Linked DNA regions of Homo sapiens: region 1 is linked to region 2. A link is a loop called in an ENCODE intact Hi-C map of the cell type or tissue named here. Cell type or tissue: Panc1. All regions are shown on one strand. Each heading gives the region's core, and the rest is flanking DNA. Links, peaks and the distances in the headings are about the cores only.

The links. A loop is a pair of places that touch in the nucleus more often than their neighbours do. Peaks named below come from ENCODE experiments on the same cell type or tissue, not always from the same donor. Only the 100,000 strongest peaks of a DNase experiment are listed, where the experiment ranks them.
Region 1: a loop joins it to region 2, with 2.8 times the contacts of the local background. A loop is called at or near these places in 10 of 110 quality-filtered maps.

What each region holds. Positions count from the first base shown.
Region 1 is chr6:133,988,952-134,003,869 of GRCh38, reverse strand. TBPL1 (TATA-box binding protein like 1) reads right to left here. Exons shown (of 7, transcript NM_004865.4): 7 at 13,438-14,918. It overlaps SLC2A12 (solute carrier family 2 member 12), which reads left to right. Exons shown (of 5, transcript NM_145176.3): 4 at 1,741-1,873; 5 at 12,562-14,918. The coding sequence ends at 12,715. Among named protein-coding and RNA genes, the nearest start is that of TBPL1, 43 kb to the right of the region's middle. In Panc1, for the core only: no CTCF peak of the experiment used is centred there; no DNase peak of the experiment used is centred there; H3K27ac peaks cover 1,888 bases.
Region 2 is chr6:134,056,067-134,071,474 of GRCh38, reverse strand. No RefSeq gene overlaps it. Among named protein-coding and RNA genes, the nearest start is that of SLC2A12, 11 kb to the right of the region's middle. RefSeq lists enhancers at 9,786-10,450, 10,451-11,115. In Panc1, for the core only: CTCF peaks have their summits at 5,403, 5,604 (motif pointing right), 7,244 and 7,449; a DNase peak (open chromatin) is centred at 7,430; H3K27ac peaks cover 5,638 bases.

The DNA.
Region 1 (14,918 bases), core at 6,919-14,918, 71 kb after region 2:
TCAGCTGTATCAATAAAAGCAGACTGTTCCAGATAGACAAATGTACTCTGCAGTGATCATGACACAATTGTAGCATTGCATTCAGCTCTGAGTAAAACATCTCGAGAGGGCCATTTAAAAATTGCAGTGTGTTCGCTGAAGGAGGGCAACCTGAATGGCGAGGGCAGTAACCTATGCTGTGGGAAGAATGGTTGAAGAGCTCAGGATGTTTGACTTGGACAAGGGGATTCTCAGAGGAGGGCTGAGGTGCATTCAAATATTTGAATGGCTGTCACGGAGAAGGGGTGGGGAGAGCTGATTCACTGTGTGTCCTTCCACAGGACAAAGCACAGCCTCTGAAAGGCAGATTTAGGATCTAAGCAAGGAATAACTTTTTAGCAGACGCAACTATTTCACAGGGCAGTAAGAGGCTTCGTGAAATGGTGAGCTCCCTGTTACTCAAAGTGCTCAAACAAAACTGGGGACAATTTGATGAGACAGCCTTTAGGGTTTTGACAATTTCTATATTCTGGTTTTAAGCTCCAGAGAAGGAAGGACACCCAATTCTACAAGGACTTTATTAAGCAATCAGTTGGGCCATACCCTGTGCCAGCTAGAAAAGCAGAGAGAGACAGGAGTTTAATTAAAATTGCCAAAAGAACTGCAGTGCGGTTCCTCCTTCCTGCTTCTCCCAACCTCAGCACAACTCACCGACAAGTAGTTACTATGCTTCGATTCTTTCATGCTGCATTTACAAACACTGCCTCAGTACACAAGTGCTCAGTCAGTTTTCCTGCCTGACCAACTGTGGTTTGTGGCTGCAGCTGTTAAAGGCTATTTGTAAAATCTTGTTGTTCGTAGTTGACTACTCCTTGCCACACTAGACATTCTGCTGCTGAGTCAGGGGCCGCCACAATGCAAATGGCAGCCTCAAGTGCACTGTGGGGGCCACTGCTGACCACTGAATGTGCCTTGACTTGGTCCATGACTACAAAGGGACTGTATCTTTGGCTGGAAGCGGTCAGAGGAAAAACTAGGTTTGCAGATGAGAGTCATCAGAATCTTGAGGATCCTGCTTCTTGTGATGCATCTTGGCAAGTTGATGGCTTTTACTGGATCCATGATCACTTTTTTCTCTGAACCCAGGAAGAAACATTACAAATACACTGCAAGCTATTAAAAATGATGAAATATTGCCAGCATGAAATGATTTATTCACATCAGAGCAAAGAAGGGTGAGCTCATTCCAAGAAAAATCCATCTGTACAAATGTCATTAAAAATGTCCACCATTGGGAATGATAGCAAGAGGGGGAAAAAATTGTCCACCGAACAGAAACTAAACTGCTACCATGGCGATTCCCAAGAGGGGAACTGTGGAGAGGGAGAAGAGAGATTTTACCTTCTACATCATATGTTTCCATGTTATTTGAGGTTCCTTTTTTGCATGTGCTTTTTTATATTAATAAAGACACATTGCCATTTTGAAACAGAAAGACATGCCCACCAAGAAGATGACATTGGGTGTAAATTGTGATAGTTACAAGACTGCTATTTTCTTCAACAGAGAAAACTAAGGTAGTCTGTAAAAGTAACACCTTCAGAGCTGGCTACATTTTAAATTTGTGATTTCTATTTTCCTGGATACTGCTGGCATGTTTGAAAATACATATGGTGCTATGTATGCCCTAAGTGGCTGTTCACAAATGGGATCAAAGCTACACAAAACACATTTCTAATCAATTTCTTTTGTCCTTTATAGATCTTATTGGCCTGCCATGGGTGTGCTTTATATATACAATCATGAGTCTAGCATCCCTGCTTTTTGTTGTTATGTTTATACCTGAGACAAAGGGATGCTCTTTGGAACAAATATCAATGGAGCTAGCAAAAGTGTAAGTATTACATGCATTGGTTTCTGAACAATACTCTTTGGTCAAAAGTGCAGCTTTTATATACAGCAAAGGAATAATATCTGAAATTATTAGATATTATTAGATTAGGACATTCCCTTTAGCGTAAGACTATGTCTCAGTGCATAATTCCAATTTCCCTGCTTTGTCTTTAATTTGGGTGATTCAGCTAAGGAAGAATAACCATTTCTTCCCAATGAATGAAGCTTTTTTTTTTTTTTTCAAACTACAAAGTGAATGTATTTGATTGGCAAGTGCAAATTTTCACTTATCAATGAAATATTGTACTGAATTTGAATAAAATCTTTACAATTGGAATGTTTTTTAACGTTAGCCTTTTATAATTATCATCAAACTGTAATGCTATTATTCATTACTATGACCAACCAATATGTACGTACAAGGTTACAAGTTTTTTCCTTTTATACGAAACAAAAACAAAAATACATCATTGTAATTAAAAAGCATTAAACCATATTTTCCTTTTTTGTAATGTAATAATTTTTACTAGAACAAAGTTTAATATTTTCACTGTCTGCATTTCTTTTCGGAAAAAGAAACTGTTACTATTGTTGTTTTACCTGATTTTTTCCTGAAACTAATTTTGTTGTACAGAGGATGTGAATCTTCTGTGCTACTGATTAAAACTATCTCATTTAAAAAACAGTTTATTTCCATAGGTTTTTGGGGAACAGGTGATATTTGGTTACAGAGTAAGTTCTTTAGTGGCGATCGTGAGATTTTGGTGCACCCATCACCGGAGCAGTATACATTGAACTCAATTTGTAGTCTTTTATCCCCCACCACCCCCCAATGCTTCCCCCACCCAGTCCCCAACCAACGGGTGAACATTTTAAAGCTCTACTCAATCACCATCTCAGAACTTCTTCCGCCTCTCTAGCTCCCCCCAACAGGTTTTCTTTGTTTGGGGTTTGGGGTGGGTCCCGGAAGTGTAGATATACCATGTTCACACTGGGCTAGGAACTTGGGTCTCAGCCTTTCCATCTCTATCAGACTTAGAGCTCCTTCTCTGTGCCCTAAACACTTGCTAAGGCTAAGATTAGCAGAAAAACTCTCAGGCTTAACCATCTACCGTTGTTCTAAATATTGCACATTTAAGGTAATTTTAAGAAAGATAAGTTTCTTATATGAATAGGCTTTTAGAAAACTGGTTTAAAAAATTTCACAAGGAGAGATTGTTTAAACAATTTAACTTAGAAGTGAAACATTTAATTTAGAAGTGAGTGGCAGAAAATTCCCTTTCCTTTTTTAGTAGCTCTAATTGCCAAAACCATGTCCTGGGGGAAGAGGTGAGACATAGGGGCTAAGAATGAAGCAGAACTTGTTACTCTTCCTAGGATTACGTCGTTCCATTTAGAAATGCAGGGATACTTATTGTTGGGTTTTAATATAATGGGAGGAAACTACATTTTCACAATTTGTGATTTTCTTTTAAAAATACTTTGAAAACAGTAGAGAAAAATGTATGATTACAGATATTGTGGGCATAGCGATTCTTCAGCTTTTACTTGAAGGAAGAATAAACCTGATAGGTGAATTGTTAGTAGGTATATGTGTGCATGTGTATTTATATTGAACTAACCATTAATCCTGGCTTATTGGGGGTATAGTAAGTAGGATTGTGGAAAATTTTCACTTTGTGCTTTATACACTTTTAGATGGTCTAAATTTTAAAATATTTTACTTTAGAAAAAGCAGAAAAAAATTCTCCCAGTTTAAGCTTAAGGTAAATATCAAATTATAAGGCTAATTTTTTTTGATACAGATGAGGCCCTGTTTTCAAAAAAATAAAATGAAAATGATTCATTTACAATGGGAAATAAAATTGTGAGGAAGGCTGGCTATATCCTTGGACTAACTAACGCATTGCCTGGCTCTATCCAAGTGGAGGTTAAAATGATTGGATTTCTTGGTGAGCATTAGACTCTGAATAAGGCTATCAATTACAAACACGATTTAAATAATCAATGGCCTCAGACTTTGATAAGCCAATGTATCCACCTGTAAACTGGCAACATTCCTCATGGATTCAGGTTTTTCCATAACTGAGATGCCAGGACACCGATGACTTCCAAATCTATTGGTATTCCTCCATTTCTCATCCTTCCTTATGCCTGTTTCACATCAATTATCCATTGCTGCATAACAAGGCATCCCAAATGTTGCAGCTGAAAACAACTATTTCCCATGATTCTTTGGTTTGGCTGGGTGGTGCCTCTGCTTGCTTTGCCTGGGCTCACTCACATGTCTCCCTGGGCAGGAGGGCCCACAATCACATGGGACTTGATCACATAGGTGGCAGTAGGTGCTGGCTGTCAATGGGGAGCTTCAGTCCTCCCCAGTGGCTTCTCATCCTTGAGGAGGCAAAGTGGCTTCCTCACATGTCAAACTCAGGGCAACTTTCCAAGGTAGTGAAGGCAGAAAGAAGCTGCAAGTCTCTCTGAGGTTTACATCAGGAAGACACACATCACTTTGACCACTTTCTATTGTCAGCACAAGTCCTGAGGCCAGCCTAGATACAACAGGTGAAGAAAGAGACCTAACCTCTTGATGAGATGAAGGGCAAAGAATTTCTGACCACATTTAATCTATCAAACCTATTCTTTCTTGAAGTTCTTTTAGCTCATGTGAAACAATCTTCTTTCCTGGAGGGCCTCCTAGCTCACGGCTCTAATCTCCTGATTTCTCCTTCTGTTCCTACATTTTAGCTAACTTTGAAGATTCAGCTCTACATCCTTATGCTTTCAGACCCAACTCAAGTACTCATCCTCGAAGCCCTGAGTAGCTCTAGCCCTGGAGAGTAATCCTTTGTCCTAGATTTTCAATATCTTCTAGCCCTCTTTACTTCTATACTGCATTGGCTAGAACTCTTGTGGTTTCATCTTGTTAATTAATAAAGTTTTAGTTTCCAGGAATGCTCTGTCCATTATCTTTCTTATGTAACTCCTACAATGCCTACCTAGCTTAATATTGATTTCTGGTAGATGATTAAAAAGTATCCACTGTTCAATTTTATAACTTGTTTTGTTGGCTTCATGGTAAATCCACTTTGTGTATATGCACCTTTGAACTACTCATCTACTAACTCAGGGAGCAAAATTCCTTTAAACATTTTGTGGCTGGGTGTAGTGGCTCACCTCTGTAATCCCAGCACTCTGGGAGGACAGGGCAGGCAGAACGCTTGAACCCAGGAGTTTGAGACCAGCCTGAAAACATGGCGAAACCCCATCTCTACCAAAAACACAAAATATTAGCTGGGCATGGTGGCTTGCGCCTGTAGTCCCAGCCACTCAGGAAGCTGAGGTAGGAGGATCATCTGAGCCTGGGAAGTCGAGGCTGCAGTGAGCTGTGATTGCACCACTGCATTCAGCCTGGGTGACAGAGTGAGACCCTGTCTCAAAAGCACACACACACAAAAAGTAAAATTTTGTGAATTATTGTGAACAAAAATAACTGAAAAATTGAGGCAGGGAGAAAGTAGCAATTAATTAATTGAATGAAACTATATAGGCCTCCCTTACTATCACAACCCATTGTACTCTCTTAAAAAAGTCAAACTTGAAAGCAGAATGTTCTGTATAAGATTAAGAACTTTCAAATCCTTTTTTTCATATAGGGTTGCCAGATTGTATCAAATTGCAAACCAAACGAAAATTCAATGACAGAACTTAAGAAAATCTAATCTTTCTTTCTAGTAGGCTTCCAGAATAAGATATTCCTTAAGAACATATGATGTGGGTATCTAAAACCCAACAGAACTTATTAATTCAGAATTTGGGGTGGGGAAAGAATCTGTCTAAATTATTAAAATTCTGACTTAGGAAATGTTTTTGAAAGAATCACATTTCTGTTACTTTTGAGTCATGCAGTTACTCAAACTTAAATCCAGACCCTCTCCAAGAAAGTTATAAATTGCAAATTAGGAGAGGACCAAAAGCCAAAGGTACTGTTGACCTCTAAACAGACTATAGGAGAACTGCAAGGTTTGTAATGAAGAACAAAAATAAAGGCAATTATGAAAGATGAGATGGCAAAACAATTTTACATTTTAAAGTCATTACAGCAGTAGTAATCCCTACTAGCTATAAACCATGAGGAAGCCCAATACTGAGGACAAAAAGGAAAAGGTGCTTTCAGAATTTTTTTTTCAACATTTATTTTAGAATCAGAGGCTACATGTGCAGGTTTGTTACAAAGGTTTACTGCATGATGCTGAGGTTTGGAGTATGAATGACTCTGTCACCCAGGTAGTGAACATAGTACCCAATAGGTAGTTTTCTAGCCCTTGCCCACCTCCATCTCTCTCCTCTCCAGTCGTCTCAGTGTCTATTTTTGCCTCTTTATGTCCATGAGTACCCAATGTTTAGCTCCCACTTATAAGTGAGAACAAACAGTACTTGCTTTTCTGTTTCTACATTAGTTCACTTAAGAAAATGGCCTCCAGCTCCATCCGTATTGCTACAAATGATTTCGTTCTTTTTGACGGCTGTGTAGTATTCCATGGTGTATATATACCACATTTTCTTTATCCAATCCACTGCTCATGGACACCTGGGTTGATTCCACATGTTTGCTATTATGAATAGTGATGCAATGAACGTATGGGTTCATGTGTCCTTTTGGTAAAATGATTCATTTTCCTTTGGGTATATACTCAGTAATAAGATTGCTGCGTCACATGGTAGGTTAACTTTTTTTTGAGATGGAGTCTCGCTCTGTTGCCCCTAGGCTGGAGTGCAGTGACATGAGCTCAGCTCACTGTAAGCTCCGCCTCCCAGGTTAACACCATTCTCCTGCCTCAGCCTCCCAAGTAGCTGGGACTACAGGCGCCTGCTGCCACGCCCGGCTTTTTTTTTTTTTTTTTTTTTTTTTGTATTTTTAGTAGAGACGGGGTTTCACCGTGTTAGCCAGGATTGTCTCGATCTCCTGACCTCGTGATCTGCCCGCCTTTGCCTCCTGGTTAACTTCTATTCATGCAATACTAGTGAGCCAGAGGCTTTTCTGAGCTGAACCAACAGGTTGGCAAAAGCTTTTAAAATGACAATGTGAGCAGCCTGGCTTATGTAAATTGACCAAAGTATCTAAAGGGTATACGTTAAACAAGGTTTCCAACAGAGAAATGTCAGAGACAAAAAAATACAGTAAGTTATCAAATTAGTTAAGGAAATGCGAGGTGGTAGAAAGCCCATGGAACCTGCTTGTGCACAGAAGCTGAGGTGAACTTGAAGAATGAGGAAGGACACTGCTGAGTTAAGAGAGCCTTCATGAATTTACAAGTTAATAAAACAATGAATCAACTTTTGTCACCAAGGTAACCGTCCTGATGTAGAAATCCCAATGTCTATTTCTAAGAAAGGAAACTACAGTATCAAGTTAACTTCAAACATGATACTACACATTGCTTAGCATTTTCCTCTACATTTGGAGCTGGGTTCTACCCCTATTTCTAAAAAGCTGAAAAAACGAATATTCTTCCAAGGATGTTAAGTTTCTTATAAAATAAACAGTGACTCAGCTGAGAGGTCAGAAAAGATTTCTGCAATAATGTAATTTGAAAAGATTTTATTTTGAACTTCTGCCTTGCAAGCTACAAACTCAAAATGGGATGTGATGTTTGCCATATTTGCTGTTTCAGCTGTGATTTACTTTTCCCCCCAGCTTAAGTGGGCACAAATGGAGAAAGCAAACAAGTTAATGTTTTGTAAATATTTCAGTTCTGAGGCAAACTTACTTTTCACTTTTAGCAGTTAATTTGATGTGGTCATTTCTTCATTCATCCATCCATCCAATTCATTTATTCAACAAATATTTATCGAGCATCTACTATGTGCCAGGCACTGATCTAGGTTCTACAATAACATTATCAGCGAGTACAATCACCATGAGATTTCCAGTATACTGATTAGATAGTAAGTGACTAAAGGACTACTTTCAACTGGGCGGATCTGAGAAGGCTATTCTGAGAGGTAACATTTAAGATAAAACCTGGGTAATAAAGAGCCAACCTTGGAAGATAGGGGAGTAAATCCAGACAGAAAAAACAGGTAGTGCAAAGGCTAAGTCAGAAACACACTTGACTTGTTCCAGAAATGGAAAGAAGGCTGTAATCTTTGACAATGAGTTAGGAAGTAGGTAGAGACTAGTGTGCAGGGCTTTGCAGGCTGAGTGAAGAGTTTGGTTTCATTCTAATTGCAGTGGAAGCTACTGAAGGATTTTAAGCAGGGCAGTGACATGATCTGATTTACACTTTAAAGTGTGCCATAGTAAGTGTCTGCAGCCATCCAGCTGAAGGAGGCTGGGAAAGCATGCGATTCTAGTGCTGGGTCTCTTTTTCCATCATGACCACGGACCTTAAGTGGCCTTCAATCACATGTGGCAATCACACATATCCCTAGTCAATTAACTTTGCTTCTCTCCTAGACACATGTTCCAGATCACTTTCTCTCTGGAAACCTCCTCATTTCCTCATTCCTCACTGATGGCCTTGCTTCTGACTTCACTGAGAAAATGGACATAATCAGGGGGAAACTTCCACCCCTTCCACATACACAACCATTCCTCCAGGGCCTATGTAGGAATGCAGTCCTTCCTATGAGAGCCCCCTTCACCCCCTCTCTCCTCTCTCCCTTCTCCGGCACATTCTCCAGCAATTCTCCCAGCTCACTGCTGCATCATCTGCATCTTTACCTACTCCTCATCAGCACAGAAACCTGCTATGATTCTTTCTCCATCTTTTTAAAAACAAAACAAAACAAAAGGTCTTTTTGTGCCACTTTTCTCTCCAGCTTTTGCCCTATTTCTTGGGTACTATGTATAGCCAAGTTTTTCTAAAGCGTTGTCTATATTCGCTGTCATCACTTGTGCTTCTGCTCTTCCCATTCTCACGAAGCTGCTCCAGTGAGACTGTTATGGCCACTCCGCTCCTGAAATTACTTTTTAACATCCCAATTACCTCCATGTTGGTTAACTCTGTGGTCAATTCTCACTCCTCATCTTAGATTATCCCCAGCATTTGACTGGAGATAGTGCTCTTGGCTGGGGATAGTCCTTCCTGAAATGCTTGCCTCACATCCTTCTGCGACCCGTCCCCTGGTTATCTCTTACCTATGGTCTCTATTCCTCTGCTTCCTCTCTTAAAGTTGGTGTGCCCTGGGGCTTAGTCCCCTGACCACTTCTCTATCACCCTCACCAGCCAGTTGATCTCAGTCAATGTTAGTTTCTTTTTTGTTTGTTTGTTTGAGATGGAGTCTCGCTCTGTCGCCCAGGTTGGAGTGCCATCTCGGCTCAATGCAAGCTCTGCCTCCCAGGTTCACGCCATTCTCCTGCCTCAGCCTCCCGAGTAGCTGGGACTACAGGTGCCCGCCACCACGCCTGGCTAATTTTTTTGTATTTTTAGTAGAGACGGGGTTTCACCATGTTAGCCAGGATGGTCTCGATCTCCTGACCTCGTGATCCACCCACCTCGGCCTCCTAAAGTGCTGGGATTACAGGCGTGAGCCACCGCGTCCAGCCAGTTTTACAGTTTTTATCTCATTGATATGCCAGGGTCTGAAATTTATGTCTCTAGCTATCTCTCTAGAATTCAAGGCTTGTTTATTCAACTGCTTACTCTACATGTCTTTCCAAATGTCTAACAGATACCTAATACCTCACATGCCCTAAATTGAACCTGTGATGTTCTCAAACCTATTCTACTCACTGCCTTACCCACCTCAGTTGATGTCAATGTTATCCGACTACTTTGGCCACAAACTTTGGAGTCTTTCCTCTTTCTCACATACTCCACATTCAGTCTATCAGGAAGTTGTGTTGGCTCTTACTTCAAAATATATCCAGAGCCTGAACACCTTCACGGCTGCCCTGGTCTGAGTCACCATGATCTCCATCCTGAATTACTGCAATACCCACTTACTGGTCCCCATTTCTGCCTTTGTCCCCTCCCATCAGTTCTCTACACAGTGGCCAGAATGACCCCTTAAAATGCAATCAAGGTATTCTTTTGCTCCAATCCTCCAGTGGCTCTCCAGCAAGAGCAGAAGCCTTCCAATGCCCTTCCAGCCCTGCACAGCCTGCTAATCTCCCCTTCTTCTCTCACAGCCACACAGGCCAGAGGCTGCATCCCAGACACATCAAGCATGCTCAAGGCTCCAGATCGTGGCACTTGTTTTCTCTGCCTCGAATTCTCTTATCCTAGATATCCACCTGTCTTGCTGCTTCACCTCCAACAGACTTTTCCTGTCCCTCTATTTCAAATCCCAATTGTGTAGCCAACTCTGCACCCACTTTCCAATCCTTCAGTTTTAACCAAAGCAGAAACACTACATTTTACTTGGTCTACTGTCTATCTCTTCCTGCTATATTTAAATTCCATGAAGCCAGGGAATTTTGTTCACTGTTGTTTCCCAACACTTGGAACAATTCCTTGGCATATAATCGAAGCTCGGCATTGAATAGATGAAAAAACATGAATGAAATGGATACAAGAATAAGGTAATGAAGTAGTCAGGATGACACTGCAAGTTTTAGCTGAGAAACTGGACAGATGGTGAGATGCAGAAGCCTGAGAGAGGACTAGGTTTCAGGGCTCAGGACAGAATAGAGCTCGGATTTGGAGATATTGTGAGATGTCCATTAGACATCAAATAGACACATTAGTAGTAGGCAGTTGGATACGTAAGTCTGAAATTTGGAGACTCTAGGGGTTAGAGTCAAATGTGGGTGGCCATCAGCTTATAAGTGGTATTTAAGTCCTGAAGCCAGATAAGCTTATCTGGTCAGAGAACAGAGAGAGAAGGGACTAGGCCCAGTTTTGTGCCAAACTTAGAGACCGAGCAAAGAAGAGAGTGTTAAAAGGGACTGAAAAGAAGCCAACAGTGAGGCTGGAGGAAAGCCAGAAGTGTTGTAGGAAGGTGGGACTGGAGAGGCCAAGCACAAAGACAGATGTAAGCACAGGCTCAGCGGAATGAGAGGACAGAAGCTGACTGATGTGGTTGGAGGACAAAATGGAAGTGAAGTGAAGAAGCAACAGTCCACTCCTTACATCAATTTTGCTGTGAAGGGGAACAGAAAAGCAGGATGGTCATGCCCTAGACTCATTTCCAATCACTGCTTCATTCACAAGCATTCCACTCACCCTCTAACCACTCATCTCTCCAGCCCACTTCCTCAAGTACTGGCACTTCAACAAGTCTTCAGCCCCACGACGACCTGGAGGCCCATGCTCTCCCTTCCTTCCTTACCCTGCTTCCTACTTTCCATGGCCCACCAAGGCCACTTCTTCGCATTTCCCCTTCTCCCTTTACTCTCTTCTCTCTCCCTCCATCACTCAGGCAAACCTTAACTCTGACCAAGTCAACTCTTAGTTTATTTTAACCCTGCATTCAAGGAGCTAAACCTGGCTGAATCAAACACACAACTATGCTGATAAGCCTTGTTTTCACCTTATGAACATACATCTCAAGTAGATCTTGAGGAATACCCTGCAATATACCACATTTCCCTGGTGAGTTGACGTTCCTACTTTCGAAGATGATTACTTCACACCAATACTTTTCCCAAGCCTCCAGGACCCCCTCCCACTTCTTCACTCTAATTATTTTGCTTTTTAGTTCACTGAGAAAATAAATTGAGACCACCTTGTCCTCCTGCCACAAGATCTTCTAACCTACCTACATCTATGCCCACACACACTGCCTTGTTGCAAAGGCCAATGCTTCCATTTGTACACTGACTGCATCAATTTCCCCCTCCTATGGGATTATCATCACGCACACACGCACAAAGCTGCAGTATTTCCCATCCTGAAAAAATACCTTCCTCAGATTTCCCTCCAGATACCAACCGTTTCCCTGCCCCAACTTCTCAGGTCTCTGGGATTCTCTGCAGGAGTTCCCTCCCTAACTTCATTCCATTTTCTGATCATTGTCACTGCTTTAGAGAGATGCCACCTGTATAATACAGTCTGTCCTCTCCCACCCAACTAAACCCTTTTTTCTCCTTCCCCGTTTATTTCTCATTTGCACTTTTACTACTTCAAGTTATAAGCTCGTCTCCCCTCTAAAATCTAAGTAAGCTCCTTGAAAACAGAAGTCTTTATCTACTCAACCCATACTACCTACATATTGTGGCCACTCAAATCATTGGTTAAATTACAGAAAAAGGTATTTGAAAAGGGAGGTTCAAAGGCAGCTCTTCATTTTTAGTAAAGGTAAAATACAATAGCATCTTTTTATGCTGATGGGAAGAATCCTGTAGAAAAATTTGTTAATGCAGGAGTAAGGGATAACGTAGAAGATAGAAGAGATATAAATATAGGCACATTGCTGGAGTTTGAGAAATGGAAAAAAATAAGGTCTGGGATGAAACCTCCACTGGTTCTCTGTATGTAATACTATCCTTGGAATCCTTCCCCACAGAGCTGACTGCTGGGATTGTATTCTGAGAAGACACCGTTACCCCTTGCATGAGATTGACCAAAGTCTGTGGCATACTGAATTTCATGATGCAGCAGGATTCCTAATAAAAATGTGTATTTATTTTTGCATAGCTAAAACATTAAAGCCCCAGGGTGGTTTAAAAAATAATAGCCTACACATTTTTTTCATGTAAACTAAGAATGACATTTTCATTAGTGCCTCTTTCTCTTTCAGGAACTATGTGAAAAACAACATTTGTTTTATGAGTCATCACCAAGAAGAATTAGTGCCAAAACAGCCTCAAAAAAGAAAACCCCAGGAGCAGCTCTTGGAGTGTAACAAGCTGTGTGGTAGGGGCCAATCCAGGCAGCTTTCTCCAGAGACCTAATGGCCTCAACACCTTCTGAACGTGGATAGTGCCAGAACACTTAGGAGGGTGTCTTTGGACCAATGCATAGTTGCGACTCCTGTGCTCTCTTTTCAGTGTCATGGAACTGGTTTTGAAGAGACACTCTGAAATGATAAAGACAGCCTTTAATCCCCCTCCTCCCCAGAAGGAACCTCAAAAGGTAGATGAGGTACAAGGTCCTAAGTGATCTCTTTTTCTGAGCAGGATATCAGGTTAAAAAAAAAAAGTTACTGGCTGGTTTAATACTTTCTACCTTCTTCACAGAGCAGCCTTTGAATAGACTATGTCCTAGTGAAGACATCAACCTCCGCCTTAAGCTATGTATGTATGGAGGCCAGTCGCAGCTTTATTATGCAGACACACAAGTGGTCTGGACATGAGGGTACAGTTTCTGCCTACCAAGACACTACTTGCACTGGATCTTACGCAAAAAAGAACCAGAACACACAGTGTGGACAACTGCCCATATATTCTATCTAGATTAGGAGAGGGTCCTGGCTAGGATTTTAGTGGTAATTCCTAGTTACATTCAACAAGTATAAAGATTATAGAGCTTATTTTATGAACTATAAACTATAATTTAATGCAAAATATCCTTTTATGAATTTCATGTTAATATTGTGAAATATTAAAATAATTCCACAATAGTTGAGAAAAATGAGCATTTTTTTCCATTTTTAAAAAATGCATAGAAAAGACAATTTTAAAATCCTGGGACCATATTTATTTAGAAGTAGCTGTTAGTAAAACATTAGAAAAGGAGTCAGGCCATTAGGTTATTTATCCAAATCTCTAAGCAATTAGGTTGAAGTTATTAAGTCAAGCCTAGAAAAGCTGCCTCCTTGTAAGGCTTTCATGACAATGTATAGTAATCCACAGTGTCCAATTCTTCACACTCCTCAGGAATATCACTACCTCAGGTTACGGTACACAGGCTATAATTGATGATGATGTTCAGATAACTGAAGACACAATAAATGACATTCAGACATCAGGACAATTCCCTCATGTTCTTTTCTATGATGGCCACCTGTACCAGCAACGTGGGTTTCACCCACACAACGATGAACTGTTCTCTTACTTCTCCAGTTGATTTTAAAGACTTGTTAAGAGGTCTTACTAATAAAATTTGGGTATGATAGAAAATCCACAATCAAATCTTGAACCAAATAACATATTAAATTACTAATATTTAAGTGATGGAAGACACACAAAAAACTTAAAAGCACGAACAACCTAACTTGAAAAAGAATTTTAAAATATGATTAACCTGAAGAAAAGAGAATCCTAAGAGCCAAAGCTCCTTTTTATTTAGCTTGGAATTTTCCTATTGGTTCCTAACAAACTGTCCCAATGTCATATAAGGAAACATGATCTATTACATTCCTTTATAACAATGTGGAGAGACTATAAACCTATGTAAGTAGTAAAACTATATCAGAGACTCAGGAGACTGACTAAAAGGCCTGGATCTGCAGTGTATTATCTGTATAAAAATTGGCAGGGGGAAGCTAAAAGGAAAGGAGATTGGAGATCTCAATTCTATCATGGTGTATTTCATACGCAAATCAGAGCATGCATTGTTTTTTGTTTTTGGAAAGAGAAGGGAAGTGTGTTCTGCCCCATGTTTCCTTCCGTGTTTATAGTTCAAACTCTATATATACTTCAGGTATTTTTTGTTTAGCCCTTCATTATAAATGGGCAGGAAATTGTTTATCAACCTAGCCAGTTTATTACTAGTGACCTTGACTTCAGTATCTTGAGCATTCTTTTATATTTTTCTTTTATTATCCTGAGTCTGTAACTAAACAATTTTGTCTTCAAATTTTTATCCAATATCCATTGCACCACACCAAATCAAGCTTCTTGATTTTCAAAAATAAAAAGGGGGAAATACTTACAACTTGTACATATATATTCACAGTTTTTATTTATAAAAAAAATTTACAGTACTTATGGAGAGCCAGCAGAAGACATCAGAGCACTCACTTCTTCCCATCTTTGTTAAGGTTAGCGAATTACCCATGGACACTGTTAGGTGAGGCTCATTCGGCAGCCCTGAAAACAAACCTGGTCACACTGTCTTTACCCTCTCCCTTCAGATAAAGCACTTCGATTATCTATTGATCTGCCCAGTTTTCAAGTCATGCGAATACTAAAAAGGTTACATCATCTGGATCTG
Region 2 (15,408 bases), core at 3,858-11,857:
CTTTAGCTCTAACACTGGATTGAATCGTTGTATTAGTCTGTTCTCATGCTGCTAATAAAGACATACCCAAGACTGTGTAATTTATAAAGGAAAAAGTTTTAATTGACTCACAGTTCAGCATGGCTGGGGTGGCCTCAGGAAACTTACGAACATGATGGAAGGGGAAGCAAACATGTTCTTCTTCACATGGCAGCAGCAAGGAGAAGTGCTGAGCAAAAGGGGGAAAAGCCTCTTATAAAACCATCAGATCTCGTGAGAACTCACTCACTCTCACAAGAACAGCATGGGAAAAACCCACCGTCATGATTCAATTACCTCTCACTGGGTCCCTCCCATGGCATGCGAGGATTATGGGAGCTACAATTCAAGATGAGATTTGGGTAGGGACACAGCCAAACCATATCAATCATGTCCCTCAGAATTCATGTATTCCCTAAAACTTCAGAATAAAACCATATTTATAAATTGAGTCTTTGCAGATGTAATTAGGTAAAATGTCATACAGCAGGCAGGTGGGCTCTACTCCAGTGTGACTGGCATCCTTATGAGAAGAGGAGGAGAAACAGACATAAGGAGAGAAAGCCAAGTGACAACGAAGGTAGCAATTGAAGGGATGTGTCTACAAGCCAGGAAATGCCAAGGACAGCCAGCAAACACCAGAAGCGGAAAAGGCAAGGAAGGGGTCTTCCCTGGGATTTTCAGAGAGAGCAGGGACCTTCTGACATCTTTAATCTATACTTCCAGCCTCCGGAATCATGACAGAATACATTGCAGTTGTTTTAAGACACCCAGAGTGTGGTGCGTTGTTATGCAGCCCTTGGAAACTAACACAAACCCAAGCACTGGCCTCTCTTCCCCCCGTCAGTCGGACAATCCAGAGCAATCCCACTCCATCAGTCTGGACTTTGGCAAAACAAAAGCCAGGAGGAGATGTGTTTTCTCAGCACCAGGTCACTGCTGCTTCCCATCTGCTGCTCAATGCCCCGAGGCAGGGCACACTAAGCCCTGGTTTCCCCGTGAGCCCGGGAGGGCAGCACACTCAATGTCTACATAAACTATCCATGTGGAATTTATACGATATTCATGAAGTTGATGAGGGAAAAATGTTCTTCGATGAGTCTTTATATTCAAATGTTTCAATCTCCAGATATATTTGAACCACATATGTCTGGTGCTGTCACCCACTCATGAAAGACCTGAAATCAGAAATTAAGCAAAAAATATTGCTTTGGCTACTGAAAAGTGCAAGTATGGGTCTGTGTGTTTTACTCACCAGGGGAAGGGCTGACACCCCTTCCTCAGGCACAGAGCCTACCTAATTATACAGGTGATTTTGATTTATCTGTCTTTCTTTAAAGGCCTTATGTTCCTACCTAGGTTTCAAGTGGGGACTGGGGAGTAGACAACATGGAGTGCAGGAAAAAGAGGGGTGAAAAGCTGCAGTCTGTGGGGCCCTTCTGTGAGTCAGCGGGCTGACCAGCAGGAATGACTTACAGAGGGGGAGAGAGGGCCTGCCCGGAGGTCCTTCAAGGCAGGGCAGCTGCTCAACTCTCTGAGCTTTTGTCCTGAGGACCTGCACCGATCCTTGCCTTACCTCCATTTGCTTTGGCAAATCTACATCCAATGTAGACACAGAGAACAACTTACAGCAGCTCTCAGTTCAGAGACCCAGGGCTGGCCTCATGTTACCTTCCCTGCAGCCACTAGCCTGCCTCCACGTCCAGGAGCCAGCTCCTCTCACCGCTGGGCTCCCAGCAGCGGTTCCCTGGGCGAAACCTTGACCCTGATTCTTGAACCCTTCTTCTCTAAAGTCCCAAAGAATGAAACATTTCTCTCCCTTCCCACCCAGTTTCTTCCCCCAACCTTGAAATTTTCATTTGTGCTTTTCAGATCTGCCCCTTCTCAGGAAGATCATGGCAATTGCCACTTGCTGCATGGAGCTGCATCCCCAGTCCAGAGGGGATGGCCTTCTTATTTGGTGCCAGCAAGACGACGGTGTCTACTATGTGCAGCAGAGTAGACAGAGTATACTGAGTAGTCTCCTGTGATAGACACCATTGTCTTACTGGCACTATAGTACATTATTGTAGTTCCCCAGGCCAGAGTGATTTAGTCTGGTATCACACCACCTGCAAGACATCGATGGACTAGTTCAGATTGAGCCTGGTCAAATCTAGTCCAGTTTTTTTGTTTTTTTAAATACACTTTATTTTTTTGGAGTAGTTTTAGGTTCACAACAAAATCTAGCTAAAAGTACAAAGATTTTCCATATACCACCCACCCCAACTACACATGCACAATCTCTTTTATTAATCTCCCCCACCGGAGAAGTCCTTTTTTTTTCGAGATGGAGTTTCGCTCTTGTCGCCCAGGCTTGAGTGCAATAGTGCAATCTCGGCTTACCGCAAACTCCGCCTCCCGGGTTCAAGCGATTCTCCTGCCTCAGCCTCCCCGGTAGCTGGGATTACAGGCATGCGCCACCATGCCCGGCTAATTTTGTATTTTTTGGTAGAAATGGGGTTTCTCCATGTTGGTCAGGCTGGTCTCGAACTCCCGACCTCAGGTGATCTGCCCGCCTCAGCCTCCCAAAGTGCTGGGATTATAGGCGTGAGCCACCACTCCCAGTCGTCCATTTGTTAACATTAGTGAGCCCACATTGATGCATCATTATCATCCAGAGTCCAGAGCTCACATTAGGGTTCACCCTTGGTGTTGTATATTTTGTGGATTTTGACAAATGTTTAAACACATGTATCCACCATTATAGTATCATCCAGAGTAGTTTCACTGCCCTAAAAATCCCCTGTGATCTGCCTTTCCATCCCACCCTCCTCCCTTGTCCCAGCAACCACTCATCCTTTTAACCTCTCCATAGTTTTACTTGATCCAGAATGTCATCTTTGGAACCATACAGTATGTAGCCTTTCCGGATTTGCTTCTTTCACTTAGCAATATGCACGTAGGGTCCCTCCATGTTTTTCATAGATTGATAGATCTAGTTGCTTTTTCACCATTTTTCAGTATAAGTTGGGGATTGGGCCTGTTTGCTCCTCCTGCAAACTTCAGATCTCAAATTCTAATTCATAGAGAGTCTCCCTCCCTCCCTCCCTCCATCCCTTCCTTCCTTCCTTCCAGCTATAATCTATTTATTTTAGAGTAAGAATTCAAAAATGAGAATACTGTCACAGAAGATGCACATGTATGTTTTTATCTGAACTTAAAAATTTGCTGGTGGAAAATAAGTATTATTTGACATTTGGTTTGACACTGAGGCCGATTAGCATATGTAGCAGATGTTATCTACAGATTGGATCTGTAGTTCCTTGCTTTGACGCATATAATAAAGGAATATGCATTATACAGTACCTTGGAAAATATAGACTCTGCAACTATTTTAACTTATGGTAAAATATTTAGATGCCATCTTTAAAATGTGTGAAGAGGTGTGGAGTTTTTAAAGAGTTTTTTGGGGCCGGGCGCGGTGGCTCATGCCTGTAATACCAACACTTTGGGAGGCTGAGTGGGGCGGATCATGAGGTCAGGAGATCAAGACCATCCTGGCTAACACGGTGAAACCCCATCTCTACTAAAAATACAAAAAAATTAGCCGGGCATGGTGTTGGGCGCCTGTAGTCCCAGCTACTCGGGAGGTTGAGGCAGGAGAATGGCGTGAACCCAGGAGGCGGAGCTTGCAGTGAGCCGAGATCGCGCCACTGCACTCCAGCCTGGGCGACAGAGCAAGACTCCGTCTCAAAAAAAAAAAAAGAGTTTTTTGGCCAGGTGTGGTGGCTCACGCTTGTAATCTCAGCATTTTGGGAGGCCGAGGTGGGTGGATCACTTGAGGCCAGGAGTTTGAGACCAGCCTGGCCAACATTGTGAAACCCTGTGTCTACTAAAAATACAAAAATTAGCCGGGGGTGGTGGTGTGTGCCTGTAATCCCAGCTACTCAGGAGGCTGAGGTAGGAGAATTGCTTGAACCAAGGAGGCGGAGGTTGCTGTGAGCCAAGACTACACCACTGTTCTCCAGCCTGGGCAACAGAGTGAGACTCCATCTCTAAAAGAAAAAAAAAGAGAGAAAAAAGAGAGTTTTTCAAGTTCTTTCATGGTGTAAATGAGCACAATGTTGAGGACTGTATTAGTCAGTGTTCTTTAGAGGGACAGAACTAATGGAATAGATATATATAAAGGGGAGTTTATTAAGTATTAACTCACATGATCACAAGGTCCCACAATAGGCTGCCTGCAGGCTGAGGAGCAAGGAGAGCCAATCCAAGTTCCAAAACTAAAGACTGGAGTCCAACGTTTGAGGGCAGGAAGCATCCAGCATGGGAGAAAGATGTAGGCTGGGAGGCTAGGCCAGTCTCTCTTTTCACATTTTTCTGCTTGCTTATATTCTTGCTGCATTGGCAGCTGATTGGATTGTGCTCACCCAGATTAAGGGTGGGTCTGCCTTTCCCAGCCCACTGACTCAAATGTTTCTCTCCTTTGGCGACACCCTCACAGACACACCCAGGATCAATACTTTGTATCCTTCAATCCAATCAAGTTGACATGCAATATTAACCATCACAAGGACCATCAGCCAGAAGCAACTGAGAGAAGGAGCAAAGGTGACTGTATTTGACACATCAGTTACTCTTCAGGACATCATTGTATGACAACACAATATACTCACTACTCAGAGTAATCCAGAAGATATTCATTCTGGTTCCTACCATATGTTAACTAAGGCATATTAATTAGAATAGTTAAAATAAAATTTCAGAGTGGTCATCAAAAAATTAACTCATTATCTAGTTCCCTGATGGTGGCAAATGTGAATATACTATACATTTTTAACTGCCTACTATGGTGTATAAATGTTTTGCCATGTACAGAAAAAAATGGAAAGTATCATTGAGGATAAGGAATGATAAGATTATATTTTATATTTAGTGGTGTTTGATACTCATCTTTGTCCTATTTTTTTTTTTTTTTTGAGATGGAGTCTCGCTCTGTCTCACCCAGTCTGGAGTGCAGTGGCATGATCTCGGCTCACTTCAGCCTCCGCCTCCCGGGTACAAGCGATTCTTCTGTCTCAGCCCTCCGAGTAGGTGGATCTACAGGTGTGTGTCACCACTCCTGGTTAATTTTGTATTTTTAGTAGAGACAGAGTTTCACCATGTTGGCCAGGCTGGTATTGAACTCCTGACCTCAGGTGATCCGCCCACTTAGGCTTTTGAAAGTGCTGGGATTACAGGCGTGAGCCACCGTGCCCGGCCTTTGTCCTATTCTTCACCAACCCCTCGAACTTGGACAAGCAGATTCCCTTGTCGGTCCTTTCTCAGGGTGGGGCAATGTGAGAATTGCATCTGTAGGGCCCAGGCCACAGCAGCACCTGTTCAGGTTCTGCAGCACCAGTGATACAGACTTAACTAATGTTTTTTGATAATTTTAAAAATTAAAGATAACATGAAAGTAGTAATTCTACTACCTAATAATTAGCGGTTTGCTTTGTAAACTAAAGCCACTGAGTAAGTCACCATGTGGCCAACCACTTAACCATGGAGGGGGCTCAATTTCTCTACCTGTCAAAAGGGGGCGCTGAACTAGAGTCTCTGAGGTCACTTTCAATCCTTACATGTTGTGATTCCTAGTGATGTCATTATAAAGCTGAAGAGAAGAAATGATCAGGAATCATTTTATTTATTCAATTATGACTGCACATCAGAAAAAAAATATTTCAAAGCCCTAGGGTGGTTAGGCTGTGGGTAGAAGACTTTAGAAAAATGCAAATCTCCTCTTCCCAGAAATAGTCTTCTGGAATCCAATCAAGAAAGGTATCTGAATGTTGCGCTTCCGAAAAGTGCTCACTCTTTGATTAACATGTTTACTAACTCCTTTTCCTTAGGTTTCTTAGACTTACCAATCTTTGAACCCGAATTTTCTCTTCTTTCACTCTCAAATGTTTAATTAAGGGGTAGAAGGATCATTCTGAGAAGAGGAAAGTGCAGTTTGCATGAGATCAAATTATTATCCATTAAGTAGATCTAGAGTTGATTGGGTTGTGGAAGGGCTTAAAATGAATTGTGATGAAGGTGAAGTTTGGGGAGAGGCTAGACTCTGACTGCTGGTGAGTTTGTTGGTGGAGCACTCGGAACAGGGTCTGGGGGAGGCCACTGCCACTGCCGAGCTGTCCAGCATGGTGGATGGGTCCCAGTTCTTTTACCTTTTTCAGAAGGCAGATATAAGGTGTTGCTTACGCCTGTCTAGCAGACATTCAGAAAGCAATAAAAAGAACCGTTTTCATCCAGCCAGTGAGTCCTAGATAGGAGCTCCAACAGTGAGGAATTTAAAAGGCTCACCTGCACATCAGAGCTTCCAGAACCCCAGAATCAGTAAGTTGTTTTGAGAACAGATTGTGAGAATACATTCATTTCCAAGTGCCCAGGATAACAGAAAATTTTTTTTTCTTCTACCACTTTACTTCTCATCAGTAAATACCATAGATTAATGATGACTGAAGCGGCAAAGTACCTCAGCCTGTCTAGGCCACTCTATGTTGCTCTGAAGTGGGGCAAGACTCTGGAATTAGGAAAAAGTGCTTAATTGCCACTTACAAGTACCTGTAAAGTTAGAGCAGCCAGGAAAGGGATGGAAGTACTAAAAACTGCCTCATGACATTTTCCTTTTTTTCTGTAGAAATTTTTAAGTGTTCCATTTCTTGTGAACCATCACAGGATAATGACAGCTCTAGATATTAAAAATTCCATTAAAATTTCTTCCCCGAGTGAATACCCTTCCATGTCCAGGGTAACCCCTAGTGGTGTATTCTGTGACACAGACTCTGCCTCCAATGTCAGCACAAAACAGAATAAAATAAGAATTCTGGACATAGTGAAAATATGAACCTGAAGAGGTCATTTATAACAAAAAACAAAAAAATCCAAGTGTCCTTGCTAAACAGAATTTGGGATCTGGGAAGCTGTGAAAAGTTGGTTGTTGGATGTGATGTGATAAGAAAGCAGTCTTAGATCAAAGACTTCAGTCTTTAAGATTCACATTTAGAAAGGAAGAATCTTAGAGTCAAAGAAAGGTCAGGCACGAGTGTAATGAATATAGTCAGGCTGGAAGAGTGTCTGGTCCTTCGATAAGAATGCCTCACTTATCTTCCTCTTTGTATCACCCTGCATTGCACCAGGCACATGGTAAGCATCCAATATTTGGACGGAGGGATAAGTTTCTAAATGAACGCCTGTGCTCCCTTCGCTCTAGGGCCCAAACACACCTGGGCAGGCGTAGATAGAGTGCAAACAAGCAGCTAATAAGTCACAAAAACTGCACAAAGCAGTTGACAGGAGCAGCTCTGAGGATTCAAGTGACTCTCTCTTTCCCTAATAGACTCTGTTACCAACTTGCAGGCTCCCTCTTCTGTCCATTGCACTGGAAGCCTGCTCTTCCCTCCATCTATCAAAAGGGGGCAGCAGACAAGAGAAAATTCAGGTTCGTGGCCTACTGTGAGCTGAGCAACCCCACTCCCACGAAGGACTTAACGCAGATTTCCCAAACTGTGTTCGTTTAAACGTTAGCAGGTTTTTTTTGGGGGGGGGGCAGGGGGGACAGGGAAATTAAGAATCCAAAATTTAAAAGTGCGAGGAAATCTACGCTAAAACTGTTTACACATGTATACAGCAAAATTTCTTAGACATGAAACTTTTTTTATGTCCTGAGAACAGCATATAATGTGAAGAATTTCTCAAAACTTTTTGAATGATGAAACAGCCTCCTCATTTTTTAATTCCACAGAATATCTATTAACATCTCAGTGGTCATACAAGCTCTGCAGAAGATGAGTTTGGAAGCTCTGTCCTAGCAAGTCCCGTCCTATTTTCATGCTGAAGCTGATTCTCTCAGCTTTCCAGTATCGGCTCTCTTTCCCAACAGGGAGAGAAGGATCGCAACTTTGACAAATGCCATTTCATGGAGTAGCCTCTCTGAAGATGGAGCTTGAAGAATGGAAATATACCTCAATCCTTTACACTTGCACTTTCTTCTCCTGGCAGCTATCTCACCACTCCTGGGAGGTAAGGGCAGCCCCCAGATTTTCACCTGGGAGTTAAAAGATCTCACCAGGGGGCTCCAGTTGTGTATGGGCCTCTATGAAATGCTGAGTCAGGCCATGCTATTGTAACTAGAGATGCCTGGACCTTTCTGGTTTTTCACCACTGTTTCAGTTGCCAGTCTCCTGTCATATGCTGCTTCTATCCTTATTTAGAAAGGGAGAGCATGGTTTGAATGGATAAACAAATGGACTAAGCATTAACTTGATTCTCTTCTACAGTTGCTGTTGCTGTTGCCTTGGTGAACGGTTCATATTTATATAGCACCTTAATAGTTTTTAAGATGTTTTCAAATACTTCAACTGATTTTCTCTTAACTAAAATCCTTTGAGAGAGTTTATGTTAGGGAATCTTTGCACTCTGGGTAACACTAGCTAAAAATGAATTTGTTGCTTGGCCTTTGGTTCATAGAACTGAAATAAGAAGAACTGTCTCGGGGAAAAAACAGAATAGCTCAGGAGAAACATGACATAGAAACTGATAAATAGATGGTCTTTTTTGAGTTCTGCCATTGGGAATGGCTGTTCTATTCGGGTGTAGTCTAATGCTACCTCTCAAGACTAACATTTTAGGGATAGAGTATCTAATTGTCATTGCAGGTAGAGAGTGGTAAACATTAATTGACAAGTACATCAAATCCGCATGCAATATGCAATCCCCCCTGCCCTGACCCTGATAAAAAAATTACAGGAATATTGCCAAGAGGAGAAAGCTTTGCTTCTGGGCAAGCAGTTGACAGCTTTGTATGAGGCAAGTATATGTCTCCCTGTGTTAGAGATGATGAAACTGGACCTAAAGGGATTATAAGACTTGCCCAAAGTCATGGATAATAAAGTTCCAACATTAGAATTTATATTCTCTTACTCCTGAACCAATATTTTTTCTCTTTCTCTTTTTTTTTTTTTTTTTTTTGACACAGGGTCTCACTCTGTTGCCCAGGCTGGAGTGCAGTGGTGCAATCTCGGCTCACTGCAACCTCTGTCTCCCAGGCTCAAGTGATCCTCCCACCTCAGCCTCCTGAGTAGCTGGAAATACAGGCATGCACCACCACAACTGGCTAATTTTTGTATTTTTTGTAGAGATGGGGTTTCACTATGTTGTCCAGGCTGATCTTGAACTCCTGGGCTCAAGTGATCCACTTACCTCAACCTCCTAAAATGCTGGGATTACAGGTGTGAGCCACTGTGCCCTGTCCCAGCATTTTTTCTATTATTACTATATACTTCTATGGAGTCCCTTGGATGCAGCAACAGCTATCATTTATTGCAGATGACTATGGTCAGATACTGTTCTAATTACTTTCTATATATTAATTCATTTAATCATCACAAGAAGCTTATGAGATGGCTGCTATTGTTGTCCTTATCTATTAGAAAAAAGGAAACTGAGGCATTAAAGAGGTTCTAGAGCTTGTAAGTGGTACAGCCAGAATTAGAACCAAGACTAGGCCTAGAACCTACTTTCAAAAGGATGCTGCAATGAAACAACATAAGGTTGATCAGAAGTTTGATTGTGTATACCCTTTTCTTCTTCCTCCTTTTCTCCTGGATTTCTTTAAATACATATTTAGTGAGCAACTCAAGGTTTCAGACACCATGCCAAACTCTGAAGGAGTATGAACAAGGTGATCACGACCTTGTGCTCATGGTGTTGACACACTAATAGGGAAAACAGATTAGTGAATTATCACAGCACTCTCTGTTTAATGCTCCGTCTGTGAGAGCAATATGTGCCCTGGGAGCAGAGAGGAGAGCACTTGGCCCAGCCCCGGGGGAGGGAAGGTCAGAGAAGACAGAAGTGCCTTGCAAATGGGGATGGATAGGGAGTGAGCGGGGATAGAAAAGAGGATATCAGTCAGTCCCTCAGCATAGAAGGGCAAGTGTAAAACACAGCCAGGGCCGGATGTGGTGGCTTATGCCTGTAGTCTTAGCATTCTGGGAGGCCGAGATGGGTGAATCACCTGAGGTCAGGAGTTCGAGACCAGCCTGGCCAACATGGTGAAACCCCGTCTCTATTAAAAATACAAAAAATTAGCCAGGTGTGGATGCGGTGGTGGGCACCTGTAATCCCAGCTACTTGGGAGGCTGAGGCAGAAGAATTGCTTGAATCCCAGACGCAGGGGTTGCAGTGAGCTGAGATTCCGCCATTGCACTCCAGCCTGGGCAACAAGAGTGAAACTTCGTCAAAAAACAAACAAACAAAAAACACCACAGCTAGGCCTCACAGAAAACCCAAAGCCAAGACCCTTGTCGTGGGGCCATAGAGTCCTGCTTCTGCTTCATTCTGTGAGTTTCCATTGTCCAGCACTCACGCTTCTTTTATTATGCATGTCCCTTTTGCTCCTGCTATTACAACTTCAGCTTTGGCCTGCTAGGGCCCAGACCTGAAGCCCCAGCTCATATGATCTATTGACACAAACATTCACTATGATGCCGGATACAGCAGCGTGGCCCTCTCAACTTCCATCCTGCCTTCCCTCCCACTGGAGAGATTGATTAGAAAGCTACATTTCCCAGGTTTCCTTGCAGTAGGGGTGTAGATATCAGTTAGATGCACCTGCACGAAGATGAATATGAAGGGAGTGTGTTTGTTTTCTTTTTGTTTTCCTCTTTGGGGAGTTTCTGCTATCCTAGGGAATCAGGCAGATACGAGATTTTCCTGAGGTGACATTCCAGTATCTATAGCTTCCTAGAGAATGCAGGTATGGGAGCAGAAATGGTCTGCTCTCTGGGTTTAAACAATGCATTCCTGAACTCATGGCTCCATTGGGCAGCTCAGATGTAGGAGCCCAGCTGATGAGTCAGCTCTGTATTATTCTGGGAGTCATTCCTGAATGCTTGGAATCTTTCAGGCTTTCCAGTGAAAATATAAGCACCCAATTCTCTGTGCTAAATTTCTTCCTACTTGAAGTTCCTGCACTGAACTACAATTGATATAACAACCCCTAACCTAATCAGAGAGAAAAAGGATCTGAAAGAGAGGACCCTAGCCTGTCCTATCGGCTCCCTGAGCATGAGACATCTACTCCTGGTTAATTTAATTTTGCTGGAGGCTGGTGGGGGACAGGAGCGGGTGGGGAGATGGGAACCACAATAAAGTGTGAGACAAGACTGTCTAAAAGAATATCAGGTCAAGGAGGCGATGATTGGCATCTCCACCATATAGTTCATGATGGGACCAGATTGCAGAGGTCGAGTCAGGAAGTGGCAAGAGATGGACCTGGAGGGATCAGCCCATGCAAGACCCTGTGGGGCATTTTAAGCCTCATGAAGAAATTTAGATCAACCCTAAGAACAACTAGAAGTTGGAGAAAAGTTTAAAACAACTGAAAGCCATTTAAGTATTTAGATTTTAGAAAAAATCTTGGCACCACTGTGGAGAATGGGCTTAGGAAAGCAAGAATGCCCACAGGAAGACCTGTTAGAGGCTATTGCAGCTCTTCCCGTGGGAGATTATAAGGTGGCCCGGATTTAGAGGGTGGTAATGGGGATGAGGAGGACTGAATGGAGGTACAAGGTTTTTAGTAAACATGGTCATCTGGAAAGAACTATACTTCTCCAACATATTCATAGGGGCAGAACCAAGTTTTGTGGGGCCTGATGTTTATAAAATTTGGGGGCTCTGTTTTAAAAAATAAGAATACAGGCCAGGTGCAGTGGCTCACACCTGTAATCCCAGCTTTTTGGGAGGCCGAGGCGGGCGGATCACGAGGTCAGGAGATCGAGACCATCCTGGCTAACATGGTGAAACCCTGTCTCTACTAAAAATACAAAAATTTGGCCGGGCATGGTGGCGGGTGACTGCAGTCCCAGCTACTTGGGAGGCTGAGGCAGGAAAATGGCGTGAACCTGGGAGCTGGCAGTAAGCCAAGATTACACCACTGCACTCCAGCCTGGGCGACAGAGTGAGACTCTGTCTCAAAAAAAAAAAAAAAAAAAGGTGAATATTTATTTTGATAAATTACAATTTTTAAAAAATTTAGACAGGGTCTATCTAGCTCTGCCACCCAGGCTGAGGTACAGTGGTGTGATCTCAGCTCAGTGGCATGAGCTCAGCTCACTGAAAACTCTGCCTCCCAGGCTCAGGCAATCCTACCTCAGCCTCCCAAGCAGCTGGGACTACAGACATGTGCCACCATGCCTAGCTAATTTTTGTATTTTTTGTAGAGAAAGAGTTTCACCATATTGTCCAGGCTGGTTTCAAACTCCTGGGCTCAAACGATCTGTCCGTCTTGGTCTCCCAAAGTGCTGGGATTACAGGCATGAGCTATCATGCCTGGCAGTAAATTACAAATGATAAAAAGCTGCCAAGCATTACAAAAATTGCATAATCCAGGAATTACCTGATACACTTCCATAATACTTTTTTCCCTTCATTTTTTGATTGCACACATTTTGATCTTTTTTTTGTAACACAATTTTTTTGTGACATTACTTTCTATATAAAGAAAATAAAAGAACCCAGTCTGTCCTCTAGCATGGCCCTCTGCCATGGCCCTGGGAGCTGTAGGACAAGTTCACACTGAGAGATAGCCTCTAGCCCTGTGCTTTTCCATCTTTGTGCCACGTGAGTGATAATGTGGGATATGCACGGCATGAGATGGCATAGTGAGGAGCAAGAGAATTCCTGGAAGTCTTTTCTATTCCAAGAGAGCTAGTGAGGGCTTAACTCTATATTAGTTAAGTGCTTGTGAACTATCCATGAGAAACCAAAACCAGGCCCAGTACAGTGGCTCACGCTTGTAATTCCAGCACTTTGGGAGGCCGAGGCAGGTGGATCACTTGAGGTCAGGAGTTTGAGAATGGCCTGGCCAACATGGTGAAACCTCATCTCTACTAAAAATACAAAAAAAAAAAAAAATTAGCTGGGCATGGTGGTGTGCACCTGTAATCTCAGCTACTCAGGAGGCTGAGGGAGGAGAACCACTTGAACCCGGGAGGCAGAGGTTGCAGTGAGCCAAGATTGTGCCACTGCACTCCAGCCTGAGTGACAGAGTGAGACTCTGTCTAAAAAAAAAAATACAAAAAAAAATTTTTTTTCTAACTTCACTGATCTTAAGTCAGATCCCAAATATTCCATGGCCACCCTTATGTCACATGACACAAAGGAAACAAGATGTTGCTGGCCAGGTGCAAAGCATTAGTGGTCTTAACTGATTGCAGTTATTTCATTTTAGCAAATTTTACAAAACATATCATTATATAAATGCATTGCTGGGTGCCTCCCAGGGTCTTGGAAGGGCTGGTGTGGGTGAGGGGCCCTGCAGCTTAAACTTCATTAGCTTCCTGATTAATCTGCTTCTGCACACATGAAAAAGGACTTATCTAGTTGAGTCTGGTGTCATTCCTAGTTCTTGGTTTAAAGCAACAGAAACCAACTCCAACTTGGAAACTGTAGTCAAGAATAACTCCCCAAATCCTGCTTTGAGCTAATCTAGCCACCCCTGAGCACATACCTAACAGTGTATATCTAGCAACTCTGACATTAAATATTTTGGCCAGAGCCACTGCCACCATCCTCACTGGAAGGTGGGGCCTGTAGATCCTGCTACTTTGTGCTACAGCTTCTGATGCAAAATCCAGGGTGCATGAACTGCTTGGCAGAGCCTGGTCCTAAGAGAAAAGGGAGTATCAGGCCTTTCCAGCTTCTGTTTAGGAGACAGGTTCTTCCTTGCAGAGGGGGATTCCCAACACAGGAAGGATCTTCTGATCCTGGGCAGCCTAGAAGAAAATAAAAGCCCGTGACAAGCTCTAACATGTCCACCTGAGCTGAAATATAATGAGTTCATCTTCAGAAGCTGAGCACAAGGTTTCGCATTTCAGTAAGCTTTCTGCTCCAGATTTTCCCTGAGTTATTCAGATTATTTAAACTTGGAAAGTAGTCATTTTCTGTGCAGTGCCCTCCTTATTGTCTGGCAAACAAGGGACATGTAATGAAAGCAGACCAGAGTTCCCAACCCAATAACTACTGCTTGTTGTCATGTATGATCAAGCAACTTTTTCTGACTTCATGGTATCAAAGGCAGGTTAATCTCAAGGAAAGGTTTAATCATTGAACAGCTTTTTGTTAATGCCCTCCATCCAAGGGTCATGGCAATCGGACTGAGAGAGATTTTTAAGTTAAAAATACTTTATTTGGAAAAATAGCTAATCAAAGGAAGAACAGTGCTCATTCCACGTAGCTGGGCAGTACAAAGACAGACATGGGCCAAACTAATAGATATGACATTGGTGTGATTTAAAGGGAGATGATAATTTGAACAGCCCCATCAGTTGCCCAAATGTACCTTTGAGCAAATTAGAAAAAGCTGCCCTTTCTTCAGGTTAGTATTGTCATATTCTGGAAGATTTGCTTTATAAATAAGCAAACTTCTGCTGTCTGCAAATGAGAATGACCCACTTAGAGTTGTACTGTGTCCAAATTGCACAATGGTATATGGCAGCCCTAAGTATGAAGAAGTTTTCTTCAAATTTATATTTATTATATATACAATCTGATAGAAGCATTAAGCAAACAACTTTTAAGACAGTACTTTTTACACATGATTTACCACCTCAACCTATTAGTTATTTTCAGTTGTTCCAAGTTTCCTTCCAGTCTCTACCAATAGGCGCATATATTTTAAGAAAGTATTGTAATAGTAATGAGTATGCAACTTTCTGTATGCCACTTTGATTCTCCCACTTAAAATAATTGGAAAAACATTTTCTTGCATTGCTACATTGTCTTTCTTTTAATGATTTATCACATGTTATAGCAAGTGAACATACCATAATAAATTTAACCACACTTACTTTGTAATTTGAGGAACTTTAATCAACATGTTATGAGTGATAATATTCTACACCTAAGGAAAGAAGTCATAATGAAAACTTTCAGATAGAGAAGTTATTTAGATAGTATAAACAGTGAAATAATAAACATCCTTCCAAACAATCATACCAAGATGAATATTTTATTGCAATTAGGCTAAACAAGAAGTGAATTTGTATTTGGAATTTTTTTGTTTGCATAAAGACCATATTTTCCCATTTGTGTTTACACTGTAATGAACCATTGTAGAAGGTGCATTCCACATCAATGTGCACTGCAGGGTGCACTGCAGGGAAACAATACGGTGTAGTGAAAAGCATTTGGGTTTTGGAATCAAATGGACTTGAACTGCTGTGCTCTGAAATGTTATGTTCTGCATAAAAAGACTTGTGCAAGAGTGCTCATAACAGTTTTATGTGTAATAGCAAAGAATTGGAAACAGCCCAGATGTCCATCAATAGGAAAATGGATAAACTGTGGTGTATTCACCCATAT